Regions from separate parts of the Homo sapiens genome. Here region 2 is linked to region 1. Evidence: chromatin loops called from intact Hi-C (ENCODE). Cell type or tissue: thyroid gland. All regions are shown on one strand. Links, peaks and the distances in the headings refer to the core of each region. The heading gives the core; the rest is flanking DNA.

Region 1 (8,009 bases), core at 2,148-6,147:
ACGTGGGAGGCTGAGGCAGGAGAATTGCTTCAGGTGGAGGTTGTGGTGAGCCGAGGTCGTGCCACTGTGCTCCAGCCTGGGCGACAGAGCGAGACTCCATCACAACAACAACAACAACAACAACAGCAGCAGCAGCAGCAACAAGAACAACTCCACCCACAAATGCTATCTGGGTCAGAATAAAGAAAAGATGTAAGGTATTCAATGAATATTTCTGTATAAAGCAGAACTAAGAGATTTATTTACCAGTCAATATTAGAATAACATCTAAGATGACCAGATTTTTGTAAACTATATTTAGATTTGTAGCCAGAGATAATTAAGAGCACTGGGGGGAAAGGGCTTAGACTAAACACAGCAACAAGTGGATTCAGTGACTAGAAGTACTCCAGATAGAGACCAGCTGGTGATTTGCTTTTTGCATTGTCCTAGGAGAGAGCTTTCTCAAAATACATTTGACTTCCTTATCGTATCCATAAGCATTATCATTACTTGCCCTTGGAAGGCTTTAAGCAGTACCCTTTTCTAGTATAAAGCCTGAAAGCACTATGCTTATTATCAGCAGTCTTTTTCTATTGTGGCATTTTATTTTGTAGGAATAACTACTGGAGCTTCAAGCACAGGCTGCTAGGAATGGGAAGAAAACGAATTTGAGAGGCACTGTGCAAAAGACAACAGGTGTGACTTGCTGCCTGTGGAGGAGGGTGAAGGGGAAGAAAGCGTCAAAGACATTCTGAAGGTTCAAGCCTGTATGACTGGGAAGATGGGGACACTTGCAAAATGTAGGAAGATAAGAGATGCCACCACTTGGAAGGAGACGGGGGAATGATGAGACAATCTCGATGTTCCTAACTGCATACCCCAGCAGAGGCCTTTTAAAAGCCTCGCTGTGCTGAAACGGATGAAAAATCCTGTCCACTGCTTAGTACTATTTGATTCACGTTGGCTGCCAAACAGATTATCACAAAATGTAGTGGCATAAAGCCACCATTTATTATACTCACAGATTCTGTGGGTCAGGAATTCAGACAGGGCACAGCAGGGACAGCTTTTCTCTGAAGTCTGGGGTCTCTACTAGAGAGCTTGAAGGCTGGACGCTGGAAGCATCTGAAGACCAGCCTATTCTTGTGTCTGGAGGTCAAGGCTGGCTGTCAGCTTGAGGCCTTAGTTTTTCTCCATATGGGTGAATCTGGGCTTCTCACAGTGTGGTAGCTGACTTCCCCAGAGCAATTGTCTAACCCCAGCTCTTGAAAAAAGTGAGTCAGCTAGAAGCTGTATCATAACCTAGCTTAGAAAGTTACAAACCATGGCCTCTGTTGTCCTTGTTTGGTTGGAGCAGTCGTAAGTCCCACCCAGTCTCATAGAATGGAACATAGGCCCCACCTCTTGGTGAGAGGACTGCAAAAGTCACATTGTAAGAAAAGCATGTAGGGGTGACATCCATGAACAGGGAAGAATAAGGAACATCAAAAGTCCCTCCAAAAAAGCAATAAATAAACTGGCAAAAACTGCCAGAATCAACTTTTTTAGAATTCTAGAACCTAAGCAAAAGCTTACAGCAACCAGGAGGACTTAATCAAGAAAGACTAACTACTTTTGCAAAAATTATGAGTGAGGGAAATCTAACATAACTGACTCCATCTTCCTTCTAACCTCACAAGCTGTCTTTGCTCATTCCAGGCTAACTATAGGAGGAATTTTGTATTTACTTTTATTTTTATTTTTTGAGACAGGGTTTCACTCTGTCACCCAGGCTGGAGTGCAGTGACACACTCATGGCTCACTGCAGCTTCGACCTCCCAACCTCAAGCAATCCTACTGTCTCAGCCTCCTGAGTAGCTGGGACTACAGGCACATAACCACCATGCCCAGCTAATTTTTGTTTTGTTTTCTTTTGTTTTGATAGATGGGGTTTCATCATATTACCCAGGCTGGTCTTGAACTCCTGGTCTTGAGTGATCCTCCCACCTTGGCCTCCCAAAGTGCTGGGATTACAGGTGTGAGCCACCGTGCCTGGCCTACGAATTTATAGTTTAATGTTAAAACAAAAATGAAAATAGTTCCTTCTCATAACTAACCCCCTCCTTGCTCAGGACCAAAACTGCTTTTGTAAAACTAACCAAAGGCCTCAAGCTTAGAAATGTGATAGGGCCCTGAATTCTGCTAAGATGTAGGCACAAACTCTAATCAGCCATTGTTTCTTCTGCTAAGATGTAGGCAGAGTTAAACTCTAACCAGTCATTGTTTTATAACTTGACTGTTTAAAACTACTTGGCCCGGCACGGTGGCTCATGCCTATAATCCCAGCACTTTGGGAAGCTGAGGTGGGTGGATCACGAGGTCAGGAGTTCAAAACCAGCCTGGCCAAGATGGTGAAACCCCATCTCTACTAAAAATACAAAAAAATTAGCCGGGTGTGGTTGTGGGTGCCTGTAATCCCAGCTACTCGGGAGGCTGAGGCAGAGAATTGCTTGAACCTGGGAGGTGAAGGTTGCAGTGAGCCGAGATGGCACCACAGCACTCCAGCCTGGGCTATAGAGTGAGACTCCATCTAAAAAAAAAAAAAAAACTCTTTACTACTCAGAAGTCACATAGCCACTGGTCACAAGATTTGTAACTTCCCCCAAATGCCCCTGTGGATAACATCACTGTTATAAAACCTAAGACTGATGTTTGAGATATTTTTCAGATTTGAATTTCGTATGGACCAACTGGCACCACCCATTAAAAAAAGTTGCACCCAGATATCAACTCAGCAAAAGAATAGCAACCCCCTATGATTTCATCCTTGACCCAACCCATCAGCATTACTCATTCCCTAGCCTCCTGCCCACCAAACTATCCTTGAAAAACCCTAGTCCCCGAATTCTCAGGGAGGTGGATTTGAGAATTATTTCCCGTCCATCTGCTTGGTGGGCCCTGTGATAATGAAATTATTTGCTGCAACACTCTTGCTGCTCTTAGTGCATTAGCTTTTCTGGGCAGTGGGCAAGAAGAACCCAGCTGGGCAATTACAAAACTACCTGAATCTCAGCAAAAGCTCAGGAAGCTCTGTGGTGATTTAAGTTACCCTCCTTCTAACTCCCACTCCTGTGCTCAGTGATGATGGCCTTGAAGGTAAGAGCCCAGGTTTCTAGCACAGGTAAGAATGCCAGAGGGAGCAGAATAATGGATCTCATTCACAAAGAATTGTGGTCATTCGTTTTGAGCTGTGCGTTTGTCTGCTTGGGCTGCTGTAACAAAATGCTACAGACTGGGTGGCTTAAACGACAGAAATGTATTCTCTTACAGTTCTGGAAGCTCAAAGTCCAAGATCAAGGTTCTGGCAGATTTGGCTTTTAGTGAAGGCTCCTCCTGGCTTGTAGATGCCACCTTCTCAGTGTGTCCTCACATGGTGGAGAGTTCTCTGGTGTCTCCTCCTCCTTTTATAAGGCCACCAATCCATTGGATTAGGGCCCACCCTTATTAACTCATTTAATCTTCATTGCCTCCCAAAGGCCTTATCTCCAAATATAGTCACATTGGGGCTTAGCTAGGGCCTCAATATATGAATTTGTGGGAACACGATTAAGTCCATAGCAACGTATCTGGTGGCTCCTTAGCTGAATGGGCTTACTATTATCTTGCCTAACTTGGAACTCTGCCAGTTCTGAGGCAGCTACCAGGGTCCTTTGATGAAAAGTTAAAGGCAAATGTATTAATCACAACCCTGGAACAATGGAAAACAGCTGGAGCCAACAGCAGTCTAACCAAAACGCTTGACAGAAAAGGCTAGTGATGCTTTGGTGAACAAGGGCTTTGAAAAGCTCTGACATTCTTGGTGTTATGGGTTGAAATATGTATCCCCCCCACCCCAAAGATATGCTGCATCCTAATTCCCAGTACATCAGAGTGCAACCTTATTTGGAAATAGAATCACTGCAGATGTAGTTAGTTGAGATCATACTGGTTTAGGGTAGGCCCTTCCTCTAATATGACTGGTGTGCTCATAAAATAGCCTTGTGAAGACATAGACACACAGGAAAAAATGCCATGTGAAGACAGAAGTAGAAATTGGAGTCACGCATTTATGACCCAAGCAATGGCCTGGCTTGTCAGCTGTCACCAGAAGCTAGGTGGAATGGAACAGATTCTCGCTTAGTGCCTCCATAAGGCACCAACTCTGCCAACACCTTGATTTCAGACTTCTAGCATCTAGAACTTTGGGAGGCTAAGTTTCTTTTGCTTTAAGCCACTCAATTTGCAGTACCTTGCAGCCCTAGGAAACTAATACAATAGTTAAATATTAAAAGACAGTATAAATGTATTTGTTGTTTGCTACTCCTTTTTCTCCTATCTGATTTAAAATACAACTGCATAAAGCAATAGTAATAAATCTATGTTGATGGGTACACAATATATACAGATGTAATTTGTGACAATAACAACTTAAATGGTGGAGAATGGAGTTATGTGGAGCAAAGTTTTGTATACTATTCAAACTAAAGTGGTAGTGGCCAGGCACAGTGGCTCCCGCCTGTAATCCCAGCTACTAGGGAGGCTGAGGCACAAGAACGGCCTGAACCCGGGAGGGGGAGGCTGCAGTGAGCTGAGATCATGCCACTGTGCTCCAGCCTGGGGGACAGAGTGAGACTCCATCTTAAAACAAACAAACAAAAACTAAGGTGGTATTAATCAGAACTAGAATGTTATAAATATATGTTAATTGTACCCTCAGGGGAAATCACTAAAAAAAAATTCAAAAATATATATTAAAAGAGATGACAATGCTGGGCATGGTAGCTCACGCCTGTAATCCCAGCACTTCGGGAGGCCAAGGCAGGCAGATTACCTGAGGTCAGGAGTTCGAGACCAGCCTGGCCAACATGGCAAAACCCCATCTCCACTAAAATTACAAAAATTAGTCAGGTGTGGTGGTGCACACCTGTAGCCCTAGCTACTCGTGAGGTTGAAGCACGAGAATCGCCTGAACCTGGGAGGTGGAGGTTGCAGTGAGCTGAGATTGCACCACTGCGCTCCAGCCTGGGTGACAGAGCGAGACTCCGTCTCAAAAAAAAAAAAAAAAAAAAAAAAAAAAAAAATACATATATATATATATAGAAATCAAATAGCAAAATGGCAGAATTAAGTGCTTGTCAGTAATTATATGTCAATGGCTTAAACTCTTCAATTAAAAGGCAGAGGCTGGCATAATGAATTGAAAACATAATCCATTACATACTACCTATAAAAGACACATTTTGGATTCAGGACAGAAATAAATAGAAAGAGGATGGTAAAAGAAATTCGGCCGGGCTGTAATCCTAACACTTTGGGAGACCAAGGCAGGCAGATAGCTTGAGCCCAGGAGTTTGAGACCAGCCTGGGCAATAGAGTGAGACCTCATCTCTACAAAAATACAAAAATTAGCTAGGTGTGAGGTCGCACACCTGTGGTCCCAGCTACTCAGGAGGCTAAGGTGGGAGGATCGCTTGAGCCTGGGAGATTGAGGCAGTAAGCTATGATCTTGCCACTGCACTCCAGCCTGGGGCCCCGGAGTGACACCCTGACTCAAAAAAAAAAAAAAAAGATATTCCATGTAAATAGAGGGTGAAGTGGCTACAGTAATACCAGACAAAATAGACTTTAAGACAAAAACTGTTACAAGAGACAAAGAAGGACATTATAATGTTAAAGAAGCTAGCAAGAAGCTATAACAATTATAAACATATACACACCTTACAACAGGGCAGCAAAATAGATGAAGCTAAAGAGAATTGAAGAAAAGAATAGACAATTTAACAAAAGAGAGGGAGCATTCAATACTTCACATTCAATAATAGAGCAACTGGACAGAATGTAAACAAGGAAACAGAAGATTCAAACAACACTACAAACCAACTAGACCTAATAGACATACACGCAGAACACTCCACCCAATAACAGCAGAATTTAAATTCTTCTCCAGTGCACAAAGAATATTCTCCAGGATAGACTATAAGTTAGGCCATGAAAAGTCTTGTTAAATTTTAAAAGATCAAAATCATACAAAGTATGTTCTCTAAGTATAGGGGAATGATATTAGAAATCAGTAACAGAAGGACATTTGGAAAATTCACAATATGTGGAAATTAAACACTTAAACAACCAATGGGTGAAGGAAGAAATCACAAAGGAAATTAGAAAATATATTGAGACACATGAAAACAAAAACACAACATACCTCAACCTATGGGATACAGTGAAAATAATGCTCGGAGGGAAACTCAGAGCTGTAAATGCCTACATTAAAAAAAAAAAAAAAGAAAATGGCCGGACACAGTCGCTCACGCCTGGAATCCCAGCACTTTGGGAGGCCGAGGCGAGCTGATCACCTGAGGTGAGGAGTTCAAGACCAGCCTGGCCAATATGGCAAAACCCTGTCTCTACTAAAAATACAAAAACTAGCCAGGCGTGGTGACAGGTGCCTGTAGTTCCAGCTACTTGGGAGGCTGAGGCAGGAGAATCGCTTGAACCCAGGAGGCGGAGGTTGCAGTGAGCTGAGATTGCACTACTGCACTCCAGCCTGGGCAACAGAGCGAGACTCCATCTCAAAAAAAAAAAGAAAAAAAAAACTCACAAAGCAATTACATAAGTTTCCACATTAAGGAACTAGAAAAAGAAATGCAAATTAAACCCAAAGCAAGCAGAAGGAAATACGATTAGAGTGGAAATAAACAAAATAGAGAATCAACAAAACCAAATGTTCTTCTTTAAAAAGATCAACAAAATGGATAAATCTTTAGCTAGACCTCATAGGCCCTCCTGACCTCCTCAACTTAATCTTACTTCTGTTCCCACCACTCCACTTAGACTGCAGGGCCACTGCTATTCTCAACTGAATTCTTAGCAGCAATTGATAAATTTGAATAGTTCCTTCTTTAATGGGCTCCCCTGCCACTCTCCTGGTTTTCCTTCCTCAGTGCCCAATACTTTCCCATCTCCTTTGCTGGTTTCTTTGCTTGGCTTGACCTCTAGTGTTGGAGCCTACGGGCTGTTTAGGCTCTCTTCTCTATCAACAGACTCTTCCTAAGCAACCCCATCCCATGGCTTTTAATAGCATCTCTATGCCAGTGAACTCTCAAATCTGATCTCCAGCCAGGCCAGCATTCTGAACTCTAGACTTATATCCAACTGCTCTTCGGTCATGTTGACATCAGGATCTACATTGGCTTTACATTATTATCAGCAGCACTGCTATTTTTCCAGTAGTATCATCTATCCAGTTGCTTAAGCTAAAAATGTAAGAGTTACCCTTTCAAATCCAATCAATCAATAAGTGGTCACTGTCATGTCTAAAACCTATTCTGAATCTTTCCACTTCTATTTCTGCTTTTACCACCCTAAGGCAAGCCACCACCATCCCTTACCTTCATTACTACAACAGCCTTCTCAGACCCAGTAGATTGACTCTCTCAAGTGCCAATTTTACCCCCTAATTGGAGAAGAGATGGAAGTGTTCTGTTTGGAGAGGTTGCAGCAATGGGGCCTGGCATTCCAGAGTCTGGCCAGCGTCGTGGGCATGAGCTACAGTGGCAATGGTAGCAGGCTTCCTGAGCTAACCACTGTGAGGTGTCCTCTAACTCCACAGTCCAGTGGTAGTTGCCCTGACTCTTCTCCCAGTTCTTCCACTGATGTTGTATACACCTAACTCCTTGTGATTTTTGCCTGCAGCACTCAACCCTGATATACTTAACTCACCTTCCTGCATGCAGTCATGCCCACTTATAAACCATTCTCCATTCCATACAGAATTCCTTAAATATGTAAACCACTCAGGTTATCTTCTGCTCAAAGTCCTCCAGGGGCTTTTTACCATACTTAGAATACAATTCAAACTTCTTACTGGAGTACAAAGCACTATCATCTGGCTTCAGCCCACTTCTCTGATGGTATCCAGCCACTGGGCTCTCAATTCCTGAAAAAGGCCAAGCTTTGCCCTAGATCTGTGCTATGCTGTTCCATCTGCATGGAACACCAGTTCTCCTAGT
Region 2 (8,009 bases), core at 1,336-5,335, 340 kb before region 1:
GGGAGGCTGAGGCAGGAGAATCGCTTGAACCCAGGAGGCGGAGGTTGCAGTGAGCCGAGATCGCACCACTGCACTCCAGCCTGGTGACAGAGTGAGACTCTGTCTCAAAAAAAAAAAAAAAAAAAAAAAAGTCATCAGGAAATGTTGGAAGGGTCTTAAGCAATAAGGGTCTTTGTTAAAGGAAAACCCTTCACTCTTTTTCTCATCTAAAGCAATAGAAGCATTCATTTTAGAGGACCAGGTCTCCCATCATCCACTGCTATATAAATTCTCAGTGCGGAATTTTTCCAATCTATTTAGTACAGAAAGAGAGACACCAACCCTCCTGGGACTGGAGGAAGCAGAGAGGACTGATTTTCTTCTAAGCCGTGGTGTTGCTGTATCTCAAAACCCATCTTCCTGTAACCTTGAAGGCTAACTTTCCAACATTATGCTTCACTGGAATCATTCTAATGTAAAGCCTGTGAGTGATTATCTCACACTGTGAGCACAAAGATTGTTTAAACTTGAAGCTGTTCTTCATGTCCCTTAGCCAAGAGGCAACCTCCTTCGCCTTTAAATTCATAAGAGCCGCAGAGCTGATTCCTTTTTTGTGCCAAAGGAGTTGCCTTTAATGATTACCTCTGAAAAACCAAAGCAGATGATTTTTTTTCACAGTTCCCTTCAAAGCACGCCAATCCTGGCCCTGCTAGAATTCATTCCTTCAAGGTCTGAATCCCTGTAGCCTACCCAGTTATGCCTCTCTTCACAGTCTGGGACCCCCAGGAGCATCCTGGCTTTCTGGCCAGGCAGGTTATTACAACTGCATTCAGTCCATCTGTCTAGAATGATTAAAAAAATAGTAATAAAATAAGTGGTTCACACTAATTTAGGTACCAAACTCTACAAAGTTCTATTCCTGTGAAATGTGTGGTATTATCTCCATTTTGCACATAAAATACTGATGTTGAGATTATTTGGCACTTTGCCTGGAGAGGATTACCAGCATAGATCTGTCTTAATTCCCATAATATATAGGATGAAACTGAAGATCTGAAAGAGACTCATTGTCCCCAAATCACACAGTACTTGGATGTGCCAATTCAGAGTGGGAGGGCCAGACTTCAACCCAGGTCTTTTTTTTATTGTTAATTTTTAATTTTTGTGGGTACATAGTGGGTATACATGTTTATGGGGTACATGAGATATTCTGATACAGGCATGCAATGCATAATAATCACATTGGGGTAAATGGGGTGTCCATTACCTCAAGCATTTATCGTTCTTTGTGTTACAAACAATCCAGTTATACTCCTTTAGTTATTTTTAAATGTACAATAAATTATTATTGACTGTAGTCACCTTGCTGTGCAATCAAATACTATACATATATATATATATATATTTTTTTTTTTTTTTTTTTTTTGAGACGGAGTCTCGCTCTGTCAGCCAGGCTGGAGTGTAGTGGTGTGATCTTGGCTCACTGCAACCTCCGCCTCCTGGGTTCAAGCAATTCTCTGCCTCAGCCTCCCGAGTAGCTGGGATTACAGTTGCTCGCCTCCATGCCTGGCTAATTTTTTTGTATTTTTAGTAGAGATGGGGTTTCACCATCTTGGCCAGGCTGGTCTTGAACTCCTGACCTGGTGATCCACCCGCCTTGGCCTCCCAAAGTGCTGGGATTACAGGCATGAGCCACTGCGCCCGGCCAAATACTATATTTTATTCATTCTATCTAACTATATTTTTGTACCCATTAACCATCCCCCTTTCTCCCCTGCCACACTATCTTTCCCAACTATGCTTCCCTTCCCTGGTAGCCATTGTCCTACTTTCTATCTCCATGAGTTCAGTCATTTTAATTTTTAGCTCCCACAAATACATGACAACATGTAAAGGTTGCCTTTCTGTGCCTGGCTTATTTCATTTAACATAATGACCTCAAGTTCCATTCATGTTGTTGCAAAGGACAGGATCCCATTCTTTTTTATGGCTGACTAGTACTCCATTGAGTGTATGTACCACATTTTCTTTATCCATTCATCTGTTGATGGACACTTAGGTTGCTTCTAAATTGTGCTGCAATAAACATGGGAGTACAGATACCTCTTCCATGTACTGATTTCCTTTCTTTTGGGTATGTACCTAGCAGTGAGATTGCTGGGTCATATAAATATATTTATATTTTATATTTTATATATTTATATTATATAAGCATACTTATAAACATATATACAATAAATATTTCTGGAATATTCTATGAATGAATGGGTGAATAAACCTTGAATGCAATGCTTCAACCACTTCACATTTTTAATTAAACTATTAATTTTGAAGTAATTATTTATTCATATACAGTTATAAGAAATCATAGAGAAATTATACCTTTTACTCAGAGTCCTCAATGATATTATTAATAATTTCCATTTCCACCAACAGTGTATGAGGGTTCTCTTTTCTCCATATCCTTACCAGTATTTGTTATTGTCTGTCTTTTGGATAAAAGCCATTTTAACCGAGGTGAAATAATATGTCATTGTAGGTTTGATTTGCATTTCTCTGATGATAATGTTCAGCATTGTATCATATACCTGTTGGTCATTTGTTTGTCTTCTTTTGAGAAATGTCTGTTCAGATCTTTTGCCCATTTTAAAATCAGTATTTTTTTCCTGTGGAGTTTGAGCTTCTTATATATTTTGGTTATTAATCACTTGCCAGATGGGTAGTTTGCAAATATTTTCTCCCATTCTGTGGGTTCCATATTCACTTTATTGGCTGTTTCCTATGCTGTGCAGAAGCTTTTTAACTTGATGTGATCCCATTTGTCCACTTTTGCTTTGGTTGCCTGTGCTTGTGGGATATTACTCAAGAAATCTGGCTGGGTACAGTGGCTCACGCCTGTAATCCCAGCACTTTGGGAGGCCAAGGTGGGCAGATCACCTGAGGTCAGGAGTTTGAGACCAGCCTGGTCAACATGGTGAAACCCTGGACCCTACTAAAAATACAAAATTAGTCAGGTGTGGTGGAGCACACCTGTAATCCCAGCTAGTCAGGAGGCTGAGGCAGGAGAATCGCTTGAACCCAGGATGCAGAGGTTACAGTAAGCCAAGATTGTGCCATTGCACTCCAGCCTGGGTGACAAGAGTGAAACTCCATCTCAAAAAAAAAAAAAAAAAAAAGAAGTCTTTGTCCAGTCCAATGTCCTGCAGAGTTTCTCCCAATGTTTTCTTGTAGTACTTTGATAGTCTAAAGTCTTAGATTTAAGTCTGTAATCCATTTTGATTTTTTATATAGTGAGAGATAGGGGTCTAGTTTTGTTCTTCTGCATATGGATATCCAGTTTTCCCAGCACCATTTACTGAAGAGACTGTCCTTTTTCTAATGTATGCCTTTGGCACCTTTGTCGAAAATGAGTTCACTGTAGATATATAGATTTGTTTCTGGGTTCTCTATTCTGTTCCATTGGACTATGTGTCTGTTTTTATGCCAGTGTCATGCTGTGTTGGTTACTATGGCTCTGTAAATCAAGTAATGTGATTCCTCCAGTTTTATTCTTTTTGCTCAGGATAGCTTTGGCTTTTCTGTGCCTTTTGTGGTTTCATGTACATTTTTAGGACTGTCTTTTCTATTTCTGTGAAGAATGTCATTGGTATTTTGATGAGGATTGCATTGAACCTGTAGATTGCTTTGGGTAGTATGGACTTTTTTTTTTTTTTTTTTTTTTTTGAGACGGAGTCTCGCTCTGTCGCCCAGGCTGGAGTGCAGTGGCGCAATCTCGGCTCACTGCAAGCTCCGCCTCCCGGGTTCCTGAGCCATTCTCCTGCCTCAGCCTCCTGAGTAGCTGGAACTACAGGCGCCTGCCACCCCGCCTGGCTAATTTTTTGTATTTTTAGTAGAGACGGGGTTTCACCGTGTTAGCCAGGATGGTCTCAATCTCCTGACCTCGTGATCCACCTGCCTCGGCCTCCCAAAGTGCTGGGATTACAGGCATGAGCCACCGCGCCCGGCCAGTATGGACATTTTAACAGTATTGATTCTTCCAATCCATGTACCTGCAAACCCAGGTTTTAGACTGCCAAACCTAGGTCATTTTCACAAGATTGTGATTTTGTCCTGTAGACAAAATCTGCATTTTTTTGAGAAATGCATAGATCTGAGAATCATTGTAAATTTTTAACTTCAAGAATGGATCTTTTCTTGCTCTTTCCTCCCTCCCTAAAGCCTGCATTTTCTCCACAGGTTCTTGCTCTATCACCCAGGCTGGAGTGCAGTGGTACAATCATGACTCACTGCAGCCTTGACCTCCCAGGCTCAGGTGATCCTCCCACCTCAGCCTCCCAAGTAGCTGGGATTACAGGTGCATGCCACCACACCCAGCTAATTTTTTGTATTTCTTGTAGAGACAGGATTTTGCCATGTTGCCCGGGCTAATCTAAAAGTCTTGGGCTCAAGTGATCCACCCACCTTGGCCTTCCAAAGTGCTGGGATTACAGGTGTGAGCCACTGTGCCTGGCCAAAATACAACCTTATCTAAGTGCTAGGTGTTTTGCTAGGCTCACCCCCATATCTAAGCCTATTCTTAGGCTATTATCCAAGTGGGAGTCTCTGCAAAGTCACCTATCTTCCAGGGCCTTGTTTGCTGCCACCTCCTCCACGAAGCCCTCCTGATCATACCAGACCACATGCCTCATCATGTTTCTCTCTCACACACAGTTTTTGTAGGTAGCATTAACATATAATACTTTCTGTCTTCTTTCTATCCTCTCTACCAGAAGCAACTTCTACTCCAAGGTATGCACTGCTGGCCAGAATCCAGGAATTCTGGCTGTGATGGTCTTGTCCTCATACATCTCAGAGCTGCTAGTTTTGTATTTAGAATCTTCTAACTGTTCATTGACATTTGAAAGCTGTTACTTGTCTTTCTTTAGGAAGTCCCCTTGGGCACCCAGCTCACAATCTTCTCCAGCTAAATCTGGATGCAGCCTGTGATTTCAACCCCCTTTGGAGGTCCTGTCCATAATACTTCATCTTCCTCATTTCCAGGAACTGCCAACCCTCCACTATAATCCTGTGGCCTCACCTTGGAGCTTATCGTTGGAAACTCTTTCACAACCATAGGTCTCAAGTCCCAGATCCCACTCTTGGGGCATAATGGCCATTACTTCATTTATTTTCATTCCCTAATAAACAGATTTTCTCTTCAATTTCTTCAAAACCTTGGTTCCCTTGATTCCTCCACTGTCTATAACATCTTAGCTTCCTTCTAGTCATATTTCCTCAAGTACCTGGATCCTTTGTCCTCCCATCAAACCCACCCTACAACTTCAATATGGATATTCCATCAGACTGCTGAGGGATGCTGTGTAACCACAACTGTGCAGACTAAGCCAGTTTAAGCTTGTGGCAACCATTCTTAGTTGGGCCCTTAATTAGGCCAGGCAACCTTTTAAATGTTCTTGATCAGCTTCCTCTCTCATTTTTCTCAACAGCTTTTGGAGGCCTTCATCACTTTTTCCCAACTCTTTACCAAATTCCCACTCTGCTTGTCCAGCAGACACCTGATCTTCCCTTCAGAGCAAACAGGCCATCATGGCACCCTCCCTTACTTTATTGGCCCACTCTGTAAGCTCCCTTCATCCTCATTTCCTTCCAGTCTCCAATGAAAAGCTGTCCCTCTGCTCTAAGTTAGCCCAACCATCTGCTCACCTGATCCCATCCAGCCCTAGAAAGCACACACTCAACTTTGCTTCTCTATCCCTCTCCTCTTTACTGCCAAGCATCTAGGAAAATTAACTTACATATGCGTTCCATGCTTGTCTCCTCCCTCTTGTTCTTAAAGTCACCTCTGTGCAAGGTCTGTTCCCATCACTCGTTGAAAAGTCCTCAGCAAATGTCAGCCATGACCTTTGTATACAGTGTGCTCTTCATTTCCCTTCTTTCCTGGCCTTTCCATAACATTTTCGACATTGCGAATCCTGCTCTCCCACACTCTGCTGATTCTTCCACTTCTCTCATTTTCCCTTCTCAGTTCACACCACTGGCTTCTTTTTCTTTGCTGTGTTCATAAATAGTGTTTCACTAGGATTCTATCCTGAGCCCTTTTCTCTTCTTACCTTTCCTGGCCAACTGTTTCTACTGACATGGATTTTACTATATTGAACCATGACTAAATTGTTATTTTCAGCCTAGACTTTTTGCCAAGCTCCAGGCACCTATATATTCAAAAATCCACCCAAAGTTTCACTTGAATGTCTAAAACAGGAATTCATTTTCTTCTTTAATTTATTTCTTCAGTTCCTATCTCAAAAATGATTATGATTATGGTGATAATATTTACTAATTCCTTACTATGTGCCAGGCACTGTTCTAATCACTTTATGGATATTGACTTTAGTTGTCACAGGAATACTATAAGGTAGGTATTATTCTCACTTTACAAGAGAGGAAATAAACACAAACTTAGTATTTCAGTGAGTGACATTGTCCTTCACCTGAATACCCAGTTCAGAGACCCAAAAAGAATCTAGATTTTTCTTCCTCCTTCTTTATGTTTAATCCAGCATCAAATCTCTTTGACTCTTCCATTTGAGTTTCTCTGGCTTGATTCCATCTTCTCTATTTATTGTTCTCCAGAATCTGTGCCCTTGCCTTAATTCAGGCCCTCATCATTGCTCAACAGATTCTTAAAATAGTGTCCTAACTGATCTTCACACCTTCAATCTTAGCTCTCTGCACCCCCAATACAATCATTCCCCACTCTCTTCCAGAGTGGTCTTTCTGCAGTGCAAACTTGATCCCAGTACTGTGCTACATAAAGTCTTTCTGTGGCTCCCCTCACCTACCTCATAGCTCTGTCTGCACGGCACTCAAGACACCCACGTACCCTCATCTGCTGCCCACTGCATGGCATTTCAGCTTCATCTCCTACGCTTCCCTACTTTCACTTCAGATATTCCATATACCTCCCTGAATGCCAAGTGCAAAAACTTTACTTACGCACTTTTCTCTGCCTGGAATATCCCCTACCATTTCTTTGAACTATTCATACTTCAACAGTGCTGTCTTACATGACAGCCATTAGCCATATGTGGCTACAAGCACTTGTCGTTAATCTGAATTAAGGTGTGTCGTGTTGTTAAGTGGAAACATGGAATTTTGAGACATAGTATGAAAAAAGTATAAAATGTATCAATAATTTTATACTGATTTTACATTGAAAAGATAATATTTTGGATACATTGAGTTAAATAAAATATATTATTAAAGTTTTTTTCTGTTTCTACCTTTTTAATGTGGCTACATTACAATTACACATGTGGCTTGAATTTGAGGCTCATGATATATTTTAATTAAACAACAATCTTTCAAAATCCTTACCCAGTAAACTTAACCAATGAGGCAAAATAACTGTACACTGAAAACTACAAAATGCTGCTGAGAAATTAAGGAAGACATAAATAAGTGAAAAGACATGCCATGTTCATGGATTGGAAGACTTAATATCATTAACATGAAAATACTAATTAAAGTTATATACAGGTTTACTGCAATCCCTATCAAAATCTCAATATCATTTTTGGCAGACCTAAAAAGATCCTAAAACTGGTATGGAATCTCAGTAAGCCCTGAATAGCCAAAACAATCTTGAAAAAAAAAAAAAAAAAAAGAGAACAAAGTTGGAGGTCTCAAACTTCCTGATTTCAAAACTTCCTGATTTCAAAGCTACAATAATTCAAACAATGTGGTACTGGCATAAAGACAGACATACAGACCAATGGAGTGAAATAGCCGAAAAAAAAAAAAAAACTCTCATATATACGGTCAACTGATCTTCAACAGGGGAGCCAAGACCATTCAATGGGGAAAGGATAGTTTCTTCAACAAATGGTGCTAGGAAGACTGGATATCTACACATAAAAGAATGAAACTGGGCATTTATCTTCTACAATACACAAAAATTAACTCGAAGTATATTAAAGACCTAAATGTAAGTTTTATAGCTAAAACTATAAAACTCTTAAAAGAAAATATAG

What was found. Peaks named below come from ENCODE experiments on the same cell type or tissue, not always from the same donor. Only the 100,000 strongest peaks of a DNase experiment are listed, where the experiment ranks them.
Region 2: it touches region 1 in a loop (5-fold over the local background); 40 of 110 quality-filtered maps call a loop at or near these places.

The regions. Positions count from the first base shown.
Region 1 is chr4:82,463,313-82,471,321 of GRCh38, reverse strand. LOC105377310 (a long non-coding RNA gene) reads right to left here and starts at 2,317. Exons shown (of 3, transcript XR_007058164.1): 1 at 1,005-2,317. In thyroid gland, for the core only: no CTCF peak of the experiment used is centred there; no DNase peak of the experiment used is centred there.
Region 2 is chr4:82,802,796-82,810,804 of GRCh38, reverse strand. No RefSeq gene overlaps it. Among named protein-coding and RNA genes, the nearest start is that of SCD5, 8.0 kb to the right of the region's middle. In thyroid gland, for the core only: no CTCF peak of the experiment used is centred there; no DNase peak of the experiment used is centred there.